3 separate regions of the Homo sapiens genome follow, and all the other regions are linked to region 1. A link is a contact called in ENCODE Hi-C or POLR2A ChIA-PET data. All regions are on one chromosome and are shown on one strand. The core of a region is the stretch at or near the end of the contact, and the rest is flanking DNA. Distances in the headings are between cores, read along the strand shown.

What was found. A loop is a pair of places that touch in the nucleus more often than their neighbours do. ChIA-PET counts read pairs that join two places held with the same protein, here RNA polymerase II (POLR2A). Pooled maps may share reads with other maps.
Region 2: a loop to region 1 is called in a map with no recorded cell type, with 7 times the contacts of the local background. The contact joins the promoter of ANKHD1-DT here to the promoter of CXXC5 in region 1. A Hi-C loop is called at or near these places in 3 of 37 single-sample maps with no recorded cell type and 7 of 50 pooled maps. POLR2A ChIA-PET finds 5 or more read pairs at or near these places in 1 of 52 experiments (OCI-LY7).
Region 3: a loop to region 1 is called in a pooled map, with 5 times the contacts of the local background. The contact joins the promoter of CTNNA1 here to the promoter of CXXC5 in region 1. A Hi-C loop is called at or near these places in 1 of 37 single-sample maps with no recorded cell type and 3 of 50 pooled maps. POLR2A ChIA-PET finds 5 or more read pairs at or near these places in 3 of 52 experiments (activated CD4-positive, alpha-beta T cell, activated CD8-positive, alpha-beta memory T cell and activated T-cell).

What each region holds. Positions count from the first base shown.
Region 1 is chr5:139,645,683-139,650,039 of GRCh38, forward strand. CXXC5 (CXXC finger protein 5) reads left to right here and starts at 2,667. Exons shown (of 3, transcript NM_016463.9): 1 at 2,667-3,163. CXXC5-AS1 (CXXC5 antisense RNA 1) reads right to left here and starts at 4,046. Exons shown (of 2, transcript NR_149086.1): 1 at 3,653-4,046; 2 at 3,317-3,499. RefSeq lists silencers at 2,595-3,724, 3,925-4,094.
Region 2 is chr5:140,398,385-140,402,750 of GRCh38, forward strand. It overlaps ANKHD1-DT (ANKHD1 divergent transcript), which reads right to left and starts at 3,017. Exons shown (of 2, transcript NR_186045.1): 1 at 2,727-3,017. It overlaps ANKHD1-EIF4EBP3 (ANKHD1-EIF4EBP3 readthrough), which reads left to right and starts at 3,449. Exons shown (of 36, transcript NM_020690.6): 1 at 3,449-3,889. The coding sequence starts at 3,584. It overlaps ANKHD1 (ankyrin repeat and KH domain containing 1), which reads left to right and starts at 3,449. Exons shown (of 34, transcript NM_017747.3): 1 at 3,449-3,889. The coding sequence starts at 3,584. RefSeq lists enhancers at 2,043-2,192, 2,283-2,432, 2,523-2,572, 2,763-3,652.
Region 3 is chr5:138,751,877-138,755,624 of GRCh38, forward strand. It overlaps CTNNA1 (catenin alpha 1), which reads left to right and starts at 1,549. Exons shown (of 18, transcript NM_001903.5): 1 at 1,549-1,634. CTNNA1-AS1 (CTNNA1 antisense RNA 1) reads right to left here and starts at 2,048. Exons shown (of 2, transcript NR_134244.1): 1 at 1,647-2,048. RefSeq lists a silencer at 1,439-1,878 and enhancers at 1,582-2,149, 2,150-2,716.

The DNA of each region.
Region 1 (4,357 bases), core at 1,417-3,916:
TGGTGATGCAGGGGCCATCTCCCCCAGCGGTGCTGGAGACTGAAGGAGCTTCTTCCTGACTTGAAGGCTGATTGGTTCAAAAAACTCAGCAAAAAGTTTAATAGCAAGGTGAGACTTCAATTCTCCTTTTTGAGGTAGGCAGAGGTGGGAGAATAGTGAACCAAGCTTCCCTTCTTCTTGGGGAAGGGGGCTGTGGTGGGGACAGTCTCACCCAAGGGCAGAGATCCTCACCCCATCCTTCCTGGATGTCCCCCGCTTGTCTCATTGGCATCTGTGGTGGAGAGTTCTTTGTGGATGGCTTGCACATGACATTTTCTGTTTCTGTAACACTTTCTGTGTGGACAATTCTGTCCTTTTCCTCTGTGGCTCCCATATGGGTTGGATAGGTGACAGTCTAGGTCTCCCTCCCAAGGTGTTAATTTCCAGCAAGGGAAAACTCCAAGATCCACCCCCTAAACTGGGCCAGACAAGTCAACACCCCTTCCCTGAGGAAGCCATCACCACTGGGACCACCTGGCCTTCCTCCATTGCAGCCTGTGGATCCCTGGCCTCCCGCCTGAGTTGGGGGTGGGGGTGGAGGCATAAGTCTGAAAAAAAAGTGGGTAATAGTCAGCAGTTCCCTAAAGTAGAATTACTACCCACCCTCTGCCATGGACCCCAGCATAAAGCTTTTTGTGGGGCGTGCATGACCTGACTCTGTACTGGCGTTAGGCTTCAGGAGATCTGTGGAATAGAGTTTGACTTCATGGATCCTAACCCTCTGAGACCTGCTGCTGACTCCCAGGGAGCAGGTCCTCCCTCACAGTCTGTGCCTCAGCTTCCCCAGAAAAGGTAGATGGAGGTGAGTTAAATGCTTGGAGATCCTACACCTGGGCTTTTGCTTCCTTTTTCCTTGCACGGTCAGTGCCCAACACAGTGCCTGACATTCACACTGAGGCCCAGCATACCTATCTTTAAGCAGTTTGGAAGTGATCTTCTGGGGGTGATGGGCGTCTTAAAACGGTTTCCATAGCAAGCACCTTACTTTTACTCACATGGGATGTTTGTTTGGAGGGGGGCATTAAAAGGACTGCTGGCAAGGAGGAGAGAGACTAAACGCCTCCCCAAGGGAGCCATTTCTTGGCATAGTAGTTAAGGGAGACCACTTCTCAGCATTCGGAAGGAACTGGTTGGGAGCAGGTGTCCACGATGTCTGGGGAGGGGTCACTTCGTGTGGTCTTGGATATCAGGAGTGGCAGAGAGGCAACACATTCCAGATGAGCTCTGCCCTTTGACACCTCCCCCCACCCCACCCCGGCTGGGTCAAGGCCCCAAGGCCACATATAGAAGGCGTGGAAGGTGGGCACCAGCTGCTGCTGCCAGGAGATCCATGCTCCATAAGCCCTCGCGCCAGCCTCGGAGACAGCCAGGCTGCGCAGAGCAGAGGAGAGGAAGCAGCGAGGTGGGAGACAGTTTCGCTTCTCCCACCGAGGCCGCGCCTGTGGCTGCAGGCGCCCGGATCGCCACAGTTAACTCCCTGTTATCTGGGCCCCAATCGATCTCAGGCTGTAACGTTTAACCCTAGGCTGACTTCCCCAACCGCCCTCCCCCTCTCCCTCCCCTGCTTGGGTCTGGGGACTGCGTTTTCTTCGCCTCGCAGAGGAAGGTCGGCCTTGCACAAATCCGCCCCCACGAATCCCAAAGAATTGGAGAAAACTTCCACTTTGGGATTATATGCAGTTGGGATTATATGAGCCCGGGGCTTGCACCATGGGTACGTGAGGTGAAGACATCTGCAGCAGCAGGATTAATTAGCCTAAGATGGGCATATGGAGGCCACTGATGGAGTGAAAGCGGGATATGCGGGCCCAACTCTGTCCCCACTGGGCGCCTACTCTGGCAAGGCTGAGTTTTCCTTCTGTCTTTCAATCAGTACCTATTGAGCGCTGCTGTTCCAAGCATTGTTTCGGGTTTTGAGTGCGTAGGCCATGGTCTCAGGGCACCAAATGTACGTAGTCGTTTTAGCCCCGGGACTCAAGAGTTGAGGCTGATGCCTGCCTGAGAGATAAAATATCCTTTCTCGGATCAGTTTCCTCACCTGAGAAATGGGAACGGGAATCTCCGCCCCTTTTCTCCCGGGGCCCTAGTGCCCACTGAATCCATTAAGGAGCTCTTGGAAGGGTGGGGTCTTGGAACACGCGTCTACCTCCCAGGACCCTCGACTAGGAATCTCTGGCCCGCCGCGCACCTGAGCTGGGGGGCGCGGCCAAATTCTCCCTCCCGGTCCTCGAAGCTTCTGGCCCCGCTCTAGAGGGGGCAGAAAGATAGCAGATTTCCCCGGAGGTGCGTCTCTAAACCCAGACCGCCTCACCAAAGCGGGGAGGTCGTCCTTTTTTTTTTTTTTTTGTAAAGTTGCGGGAAATAGGCGAAGACGGGGCGCGCAAGGGAGCTGAGCCTGGGTGGACCGCGTCAGGGCGCGGGGAGCTCGAGGCGCAGCGGCTGCAGCTCCGGCCTCAGAGCCCGCGGCGTCCAAGTGGCCCGAGCTGCGCTGGGAGGGAGGCGGCGGGAGGAGGGAGGGGAGCCGAGGTGGAGGGGGTTGGGGGGAGGAGGGAGCGGCGAGTCCGGTCCGGGTTTTGCCGGCAGCCCCCGGGCAGCGTTCATAGCTCCTGCCCGGGCGGGCGCGCGGCGGCGGCGGCAGAGGCGGCTGAGCCTGAGCGGGGATGTAGAGGCGGCGGCAGCAGAGGCGGCACTGGCGGCAAGAGCAGACGCCCGAGCCGAGCGAGAAGAGCGGCAGAGCCTTATCCCCTGAAGCCGGGCCCCGCGTCCCAGCCCTGCCCAGCCCGCGCCCAGCCATGCGCGCCGCCTGCTGAGTCCGGGCGCCGCACGCTGAGCCCTCCGCCCGCGAGCCGCGCTCAGCTCGGGGGTGATTAGTTGCTTTTTGTTGTTTTTTAATTTGGGCCGCGGGGAGGGGGAGGAGGGGCAGGTGCTGCAGGCTCCCCCCCCTCCCCGCCTCGGGCCAGCCGCGGCGGCGCGACTCGGGCTCCGGACCCGGGCACTGCTGGCGGCTGGAGCGGAGCGCACCGCGGCGGTGGTGCCCAGAGCGGAGCGCAGCTCCCTGCCCCGCCCCTCCCCCTCGGCCTCGCGGCGACGGCGGCGGTGGCGGCTTGGACGACTCGGAGAGCCGGTAGGTGTCGGGCCACGGCCCTCCCTCGACCCCCCCCGGAGGCCGGCCCCCTCCCCTTCCCCGCCTACCTCCCTCTCCTCCCCCGGGGTTCGGTGCGCGGCCGGGGCCGGAGTTCGCTGCAAGTCGGCGGAAAGTTTGGCTGCGCGGGTTCCCCCGAAGTTCAGGTGCGGAGAGCCGGGGACGGGGAAGGAGGGGTCCGTATTTGGGAGGGGCGGGGGGCGCCCGCACCGTAAGCCGCGGAGCCCCGGAGCCTGGGAGACCTAGCGCCGGTGATCGCTTGGTGGCCGCTGCTATACCCAAGCCTCCCTAAGCCGCAGTATGCTCGGTCGCAGATCACTGAGTTCAGACAAAAAGAGGGGTTTTAGGGTCTGGGACGGCGGCTTGGGCGCCGTGGAGTGGGGCTGGGACGCTCCTTGCGGGGTGCCGCCCCCCTCCCCCCCACTACTCCAGTTCGCGGGCGCTGGGGCAGCGGGCGCCCGGGGTCCTCACCTCTTGGCGTTGGGCGGGCGCTCAGCCTGCGGGGGCGGCTGCTTGTAGATCTCTGGCGCGCACTCCCCCCATCAGACCCCGCTCGCAGCCCTGTGTTGAGGGGCGACGTTAACTGCTCTGGGCGCCCTCGACCACGCGTGGCTGAGCCTCCCCCACCACTTGGAAGAAGCGGCGGCTACTTCTGCATTTTTCCTCCGGCTCCTCGCCCCCGCTGCCCGCGGGGTGCCCGGCGGGCTGATGAAGTTTGACCTTTTTTTTCCATCAAAGTATCTCCCCCACCACCACGGTGCCCCGCGGCCCCTCCCTCCCTCCTTTCCCAGCCTTGGGGAGTCTTTTGAGCTGTCTCCCGAGCCCCGCGTGGGCCACGCAGCGTGCAGAGCCTGGGAGGGAGAATGGGGGTGTTCCTCTAGCTGCGGAACTGTGGGGGGCGTACGTCCCCGGCGCCTGCCACGCTGCACTGGCCCCAAATTTACCCATGAAGTTCGGCCCGACCCCCCTCCCCTTCGCTTCCCCGGAGCGGAGTGAGGGGCTGAACCGCCGCGAGAGGAATGTGTTAATTTTCTGGCTGGGGGAAGTTGTCCTCGCCCGGAATGGGCTGCTTTCCGGCGGGGAGCGCGGGGTGCGCCTGGCTTTGTTTATTTGTAGGATCGACGGAAAGCGAGTGACCCCGGTTTTTAAATGGGGGGCCACCTTCGGGACCTGTCA
Region 2 (4,366 bases), core at 1,767-4,266, 750 kb after region 1:
TGACTGTCAAACTACTGACAAGTATCTCAAGTAAAGGTCCTGGTGAAACAAAGATTATTGCTCAATCACATTTCTTTAGCTATACTCAGGGTTAGTTGCTAGGCACTGAGTAAAGAGAGTGTTTTCTTCCCTCTCAAATAAATTGAGAAAAATGTATATATATCCAGATTTCCTTTCCCTGTGTCCTTGAGAGTCATTGTATTTGTTTAAAGAATTTAATGAGTTTGTTCAGGGAGTTGCATCAGAAATTATTTTTGTATCAGTAGTAAGCATGACAACTAGTTCCTTTGTAATGCTGTACCAGTCAATACCTGTTTTTGCCTAAGGATGTATCCATACCAATTCTGGATAATCCAGCTTTGAAGTGGGTTGGGCAGTGCCAGGTTTCTTTTGTTGGTGTTATTAGTTTGGGTTGTGACTTAGTCACACATGCCTTGAAAACTTAACAGCACTGAGGATATAGGCTAATTAAGTTCCACAAATGCTAACTAAAGCCAGTGTACATAGCATTTACATTAAAATAGTTCTCTAGAATAGGTACAAGACTTTTTTTTAACATTTTCTACAACTTATTTATTATCTAGAAAGAACATTTAACAAACATGTTCTGCTCATAGAAAACACTATCCTTTACATGTGAAATGTCAAAATGAGCAATTACTAAGCCAAAGAAATGTTTATGATATTCAAAATGTTTTTTAAATAAATGTTTGGCAGAATCAACTTTTAAAGTTATTTTAAAAATCATTATATTCTTATAAAATTTTAAGATCCCAGTTTAAGGATGACGAAATATTAAATATTGCACAGTTGAGATATATAAAGGCCTTTGTTAAAGTTGTAAGAGAGGAGAAAATGACTTTTTTTTTTTTTTTTTGAGACTGAGTCTTGCTCTGTCGCCAGGCTGCAGTGCAGTGGTGCGATCTCGGCTCACTGCAACCTCCGCCTCCTGGGTTCAAGCGATTCTCTTGCCTCAGCCACCCGAGTAGCTGGGATTACAGGCACGCGCCGCCACACTTGGCTAATTTTTGTATTTTTAGTAGAGACGGGGTTTCACCATGTTGGCCAGGATGGTCTCCATCTCCTGACCTCGTGATCCGCTCACCTCTGCCTCCCAAGGTGCTGGGATTACAGGTGTGAGCCACTGCGCCCGGCCATTTTTTTTTTTTTCAGCCAAATTCTGTTATCATATGGACATTCTCTGGGTCAAAGGATATTTTCCATACAAACCACCAGACTCCTTTTTTGGTCATGTCTGATTAAAGGATTAGATAGAAACCGTTTTTTTTTTATTTTTTTAATTTTTTTAGACAGGGCACCGCTCTGTTGCTCAGGCTGGAGTTCAGTGGCACGATCTCGGCTCACTGCAACCTCCATCTCCCAGGCTCAGGGGATCCCTCCCACCTCAGCCTCCTGAGTAGCTGGAATTACAGGCATGCACCACCATGCTCGGCTAATTTTTTTTTTTTTTTTGAGACGATGTGTTGCTCTGTCGCCTAACCTGGAGTGCAGTGGCACGATCTTGGCTCACTGCAAACTTCGCCTCCTGGGTTCAAGTGATTCTCCTGCCTCAGCCTCCCGAGTAGCTGGGATTACAGGCACGCACCATCACATCTGGCTAATTTTTGTATTTTTAGTATAGACGGGGTTTCGCCATGTTGGCCAGGCTGGTCTAGAACTCCTAACCTCAAATGATCCGCCCACCTAGGCCTCCCAAAGTGCTGGGATTAACAGGCGTGAGTCACCGCGCCGAGCCCAATTTTTGTATTTTTGGTAAAGACGGGATTTCACCATGTTGCCTAGGCTGGGCTCGAACTACTGGGTTCAAATGATCCGCCCGCCTCAACATCCCATAGTGTTGGGATTACAGGCGTGAGCCACGGCGCCCGCTATAGAATCTGAATATTTTTAACCCCCCTCTTTACTGACAAGATAAAGACAGAGATAGAGAGATGCATATAGGGAGGAAGAGATCTCCTTAGAGGAGGGAAGACCACCACAGCTAGCCTTGTTTTGCACCACACAGATCTGATTAGAACTAGAATTAGTTGGGCTGGCAGGACCCAGGGGCGAGCAGAGAGTTCCTGAAGGAAGAGGAGACAATAACTAGCAAAAATGAGTCTTTCCTGTAAGTTTGGGACTTTGCTAAGCGCTATATTATCATCTAATTTATTCATAACAACAACCCAATGAGGAAGGTACTAATATTACTCCCATTTCACAGAGGAGCGAGTTGAAAGTCACAAAAATGAAACAGCAAACGCGCCGAAGTCAGGCAGCAAGTAAGTGGCAGCACCAGAACTCGAAACTGCCTCGGAGCATGCACTCTTCACCACCCCGTTCCACCTTGAGGTCGGATTCCGCACGCCGTTCGCGGCATTCCCACCTTCCTACGTGGGACAGTTCCCGGTACTGAGGCATGGCGCTGTCCAGCCCTCAGGCCCGCAGCCGTCCGCAAGCAGGAGAACGCGGCCCCGCTGGGCGATCCTGCCCGAAGGCGCCCGAACTGCGGCGCGCGGCCGGGTCCTGGCGGGCGGGTCGAGTCTCCCCAAGGCGGCCATCCCAAGCAGCTCCCCGGATGTCCCTCAGACCCGCGCGCTAGGCTCAACTCAGAAAGGCGGGAGGCGCGAAGCGAGATCGGCCTTGCCCCTCGACTGTCCCCTCATCGCTCCCCGTCCTCTATTCCCTCCCAAATAGCCCCCGGCAAATAGGTTACACATCTTCACCTGTCCCAGAGGTGGTGACTGCTCTAGTGACTGACGCTACGCTCCTCCAACCAGGCAATGGCAGGAAGGTGGAGCCTTCCTAAGACTGATGGCTTCCTTTCTCCAATCCCGGTGCAGCTATTCTCCGGCCATAGTCTCGGCGCCCAGCGGAGAGCGACAGGTGGGAGCTGCGTTACTTCGGCGCCTCTTGCATCCTTGACGTAGAAGTTTCACCAAGCGCAGGGTGAAGTCTACTCCAAATTTGACCAATTCTTGCGGGTCATCACTTCAGCAGTCATTTTATTCAGAAGTGGAAATTTCCCGGCCCTTTCCCGTCACCTCAGATGAGGGCGGGATCAATGGTACTCCCACAGGCCAATTGTACCACGCGACGTCCCGCGACAAAGTGACCGACACTTTATGGCGCCAATGAATTCTCCCATTGTTCGGGGTCACTATGACTGACCACAAGGCCAACTAATCCACTTTAAGGTCGTGACGCGATAGTCAGGCGGGTTGGCCAATAGACATAGGAAAAGAGCGGAAGTCAGCTGGTGAAGAGTGGGAGGCGGGTGTTCGCAACCGCCTAGGCCTGCGCGGGTCAACGCAGCTTGGCGGCTGCGAGCCAGCGAGCGGCGCGTGACGAAGAGCCTGAGCGACGGGTCACTTTGGCCAATGATCTGCAGCCGCCAGGGTATTGCAGCCAGTGGCGAGTCGAGGGGGCGGGAGGCAGCAGGTTAGGCAGTGAGAAGTTAGTGGCGCTGCTGGGACGGGGGAAAGGAGACGCTTCTTCCTCTTGCTGCTCTTCTCGTTCCCGAGATCAGCGGCGGCGGTGACCGCGAGTGGGTCGGCACCGTCTCCGGCTCCGGGTGCGAACAATGCTGACTGATAGCGGAGGCGGCGGCACCTCCTTTGAGGAGGACCTGGACTCTGTGGCTCCGCGATCCGCCCCAGCTGGGGCCTCGGAGCCGCCTCCGCCGGGAGGGGTCGGTCTGGGGATCCGCACCGTGAGGCTCTTTGGGGAGGCCGGGCCAGCGTCGGGAGTCGGCAGCAGCGGCGGCGGCGGCAGCGGCAGCGGTACGGGCGGAGGGGACGCGGCGCTGGATTTCAAGTTGGCGGCTGCCGTGCTGAGGACCGGGGGTGGAGGTGGTGCCTCTGGCAGTGACGAGGACGAAGTGTCCGAGGTAAGGCTCCGGGACCCTCGCCTCCCACACATTGTGAGGCGTGAATTCTCTTTGGGTAGGCTCTGGGCCGGGGCCATCCTCCCGCTTCCCTGGTGGAGCCCTTCTGTGACAGCGGTCGGCTCCATGGCGGCGGTGGCCGCGGTGAGGGCCTAGTGAGCCCTCGGCTTACTCTTTAGCTCGAGCGGGACAGGTTCCCGTCACCATTCGTAGACCCACAATAGGGAGTCCTTTGGTCTCTGAGCTTCGCGCGGGAACAGGGACTCCTCAGGCTGCCTCCCGCCCACCCTGCTTTGGAGTTGGGGGTGGGGGGCGGGGTCTTGCCAGAGTCCCTGCCCTTGGTACTGAGAGAGACAAACAGAGACAGAGACAGAGCTGGTGCAAAGATCGTTTCTCTTCTTTGCCTCTCCTCAGAGTTGAGGGATACGTTTATTTGCCTTCTGCCTTGTGTGTGTCTTACCTGTGTGCTTAAGGACGGTT
Region 3 (3,748 bases), core at 299-2,798, 890 kb before region 1:
GTGGGCACATTCACCCACAGATGTTCACTAGGCACTCCCTAGGGGATGGGCAATGTGCTGGGTGCTGCAGGAGATACAGCTCCTGCTTTCCAGAAGTTTATATTCCCTTGGGGGAGAGGGAGATGTGAGGAGTAGAGGGTAAACACGGTAAGGGCAGGTCTCCCTAGCACCCTGCTCTCTATTCAGCACAAGGCCAGCAGTGGACATCGTCGTCTTGCATTATTCAGGTTTATAGGCCAATACTGAAATCTATCTTATTCATCATCCCGTGAGCAGGGGAAACATCATTAGGGTTTTCTATACCAGGATGATAGTGAGCATGTAGTAGTTTTTGTTTTTTTGTGTTGTTTGTTTGCTTTGTAATTTTGTTTTCTTTTGTTTTTGGAGTATTCACTATGAAGATAAGAAAGGGTAAGAATAAAATGCCCCAAATGACCAGAGGAATAGAGATAGAAGTCAGGTCCCTCAAATTTGTTGGAGGAGGGGGACAAGCTGGGAGGGGGGACGTGCTGGGGGCGGGGCGGGAACAAGCCCAAAAAGGGACAGCTGCTGCGGTGCCTCTTTTGTGTTTGTAAATGTCCTCCCCGCAAGGTGGCTCTAGCCTGTAATCCCAGCACTTTGGGAGGCTGAGGAGGATTTCTTGAGCCCATGAGTTTGAGACCAGCCTGGCAACATAGTGAGACTCTGTGTCTGTAGTTCCAGCTACTCCGGAGGCTGAGGTGGGAGGGTCGGTTGTCCAGGGATTTGAGGCTGCAGTGGGCCGTGATCGCGACACTCCACCCCAGCCTGGGCGACAGAGGGAGACCCCGTCTTAAAAAAAAAAAAAAGTCCTTGATCAAGAGGGCTTCGGGTGTTTCCATCTGTGGAGTGAGGGGACGGGTTAGGTGAATTCTAGGGGCGCTTCCACCTCACATTATGAAAGGTCCTGAGAGTCAGATTCTAGTTCCACTGTGTCCCGAAGCTGTGGGGCCTTTCCTTAGCCTCCGCTTCTCCTTCTGTAAAGCCAGGTAGTTGGCCTAGATCACTTTTCCAGAAGACTGTGACTCCGGGACACCTGTGACACTCTTGAGGGGAGCGTGCCCAGTACCCCTGGTCGCGTCTCTGGGATTCCGCCGGGGTGGGGGCCCGCGCGAGGCCGCCCCTGAGCCTCACCTGTGCGCGGAGCGGTGACTCACCTGCCCTCGCGCAGCCCTCTCCGCCCGCGGGCTGTTCCAGGAGTCACCGCTCCTCCTCCCTCTCAGGGGTCACTCCCGGCCTAAGCTCCCACTAGGGGCCGGGGAGGAAGGAATTCTGAGGTGGGCGGCGGGGAGGAAGAGGTCCCTCGGGGGTCCCGGTCCGGCGTTGCCAGACTCTCTTCGCGGTGGGGGCCTTCCCTTTCCCCAAAAGCGGAGGCCGGAACGGCCGGGAGGAGCGGGCGGGGCGGCGGCGGGAGGCGCCGGGAAGAGCGAGTCGGAGGGAGGTGCCAGGAAGGGCGGGCGGGGCCGGGACAGGGGCGGGGGCCGCGGGCGGGGGGCGGGCCGGGGGCGGGGGCGTGGGGCGGCCCATTTCCTCCTCCTAGCCGGACTGGAGGGAGACAAAGCAGCGCCCGTCTGCTTCGGGCCTCTGGAATTTAGCGCTCGCCCAGCTAGCCGCAGGTAACTTCGTACCTCCCTCCTCGCGGGCGCGGTCTCTCGGGCCAGGCCGAGAGGGTCCTTGGGCCGGGCCGTCCCAAGCTGGGCCCCGCGAGCCGCGGGCGGGCGAGCGGGCGGGGCGCGGTTTCTTTGGCGACGTCGCCGGGAATTGGGCCCCGGGCGGGCGTGGGACCCGCGTCGGGCCGGCGGTCCCTTCCCCCGCAGGGCCCGAGTATGGGGCCCGGGCGGGCACGGCCGGCGCTTCCCAGCGCTCGGGAAGTCGGGGGGCCGCCTGGGCTGGGGAGGAGAAACTATAGGCCCAGCGCCGCCGCCGCGTTTCCTCTTGGAAAAGTTTTCTCGCGGTTTCCAAACTTTGTTACCGCGGCCTCGGCGCGCGCGGCAGCCCCGCGCCGGGCCCCTCGGCCGCCTTCCTTCCCTGGGGCGGCTTGTCTGGGAGCCGCTTTCCCGGGAAGTGATTGTCGTCCGGCTCCGAGGCGTTCCTGCCCCCTCCCCCTTCCCGGCCGCTGAGACTTCCCGATGGGGCGGCGGGGACGCGGGCTCGGCGAACCGGGAGGCTGGAGCCCGGGCTTCTCCCATACAGCTTCGCCGTAGGTGGGCCACACCCGTGTGGACTTTTGGCGTGACCGTCCACTTGGACTCGGGGATTACTCAGCTTTCCTGGGTTTCTTGTCGGTTGGACGCACTTAGCTTTCAGCCCTAGTTTTCAGGAGTGGCATTAGAGAGGTTTTTTTTTTTTTTTAATTGTTGTTGACTTTTAAAGGAGCGTGTGTGTGCGTGCGAGTGTGAAGCACTTGTTGGAAAAAATGTTGCCTGAATGAATGCCTGACCTTTGCTTGGCAGCAGTGGCTTCCCAGTAATGCAGGCGGCGGTTGGCCCAGTTCCAAGGTTGACTCCCTCTTACGTCCTCTTGCATCTTGGTGACATTTTTTTGGTGCGTGTGTTTTGTACAGAATTTACAATTATTTGGAAAAGAGCGAGATATGTCAAGTCTACGACTAAATTCGGGGCATTTTATATTTATGATGAAGGAAATGCTTACATCATTGTTGGGACAGGATAGGCATTTTGTGGAGCGAATATTTGTGTTTAGTCAGCAGTGATTTTTAAATACTGGACAGGTGGGTGTTACTTTAAGGAACGGAATTTATAAATCGAATTAATTAGGATGTGTTATTTTGTTTTACAGGAAGAATGAAGAATGAGTGTAGGAGTTACCTATAGTTTCTGCCTAATTATTTACCAATCTGGACTTTTGAACAAACATTTTTTTTAAAGACGGGGTCTCCGTCGCCCGGGCTGGAGCGCAGTGACACGATCATGACTCACTGCGGCTTCTGTCTCCTGGGCTCAAGTGATCCCCCCACCTCGGCTTCCGAAGTAGTTGGGACTACAGGCACGCGCCACCACATCCGTCTAATTTTTGTATTTTTGGTAGAGATGGTGTCTCGCTGTCTTGCCCAAGCTGGTCTCGAACTCCTGGGCTCAAGTGGTCCTCCTGCCTCAGCCTCCCAAAGTGTTGTGATTACAGGCCTGAGCCAGGGTGCCTGACCCCATCTGGATATTTATTCAGCGAAAGAATAATTTTTTAATCCACCTAAGAGCTCACAGTGTAATAGGGGAGACACACACCCCAGGTGTAGTACAGAGCGGACTGCAGTAAGTGCCTTAACAGTACTAATGAAACTATTGTCTGAGTCAAATCTTACCTAATAGTAACAACAAAAGAAACTTGTAGAGGCACGGAGAGGGGGCTAATAAGTTTTACTTGGGTAAGTCCAGAAAGGCTTTCAGGAGGTGGTGGCATTTGATCTGGATGAAACATGAGTCGAGTTTTTTTTAAGTGAAGGGAGAAAGTCATGAGAAGCATAAAAGGGCATAGGAGTTTGGGGAATTGTGATATCACTCTCCTGGTTTTCTTTTCCTTTTGACTCATCTCAGTTTCTTTCTTTTCCTCGCCCTCACTCTTTCCTCTCGTACCCAGGGTTCTTTCCAAAGTATCTTTGTCCTCCACACCACTGATGTGGCATCACCTTCACTCCCATCAGTGATATCTCATTTCATATAGTGACTTAGAGATGAGAGGTACCCTCCTCCAAGATGAGAATCACTGCTCTGTG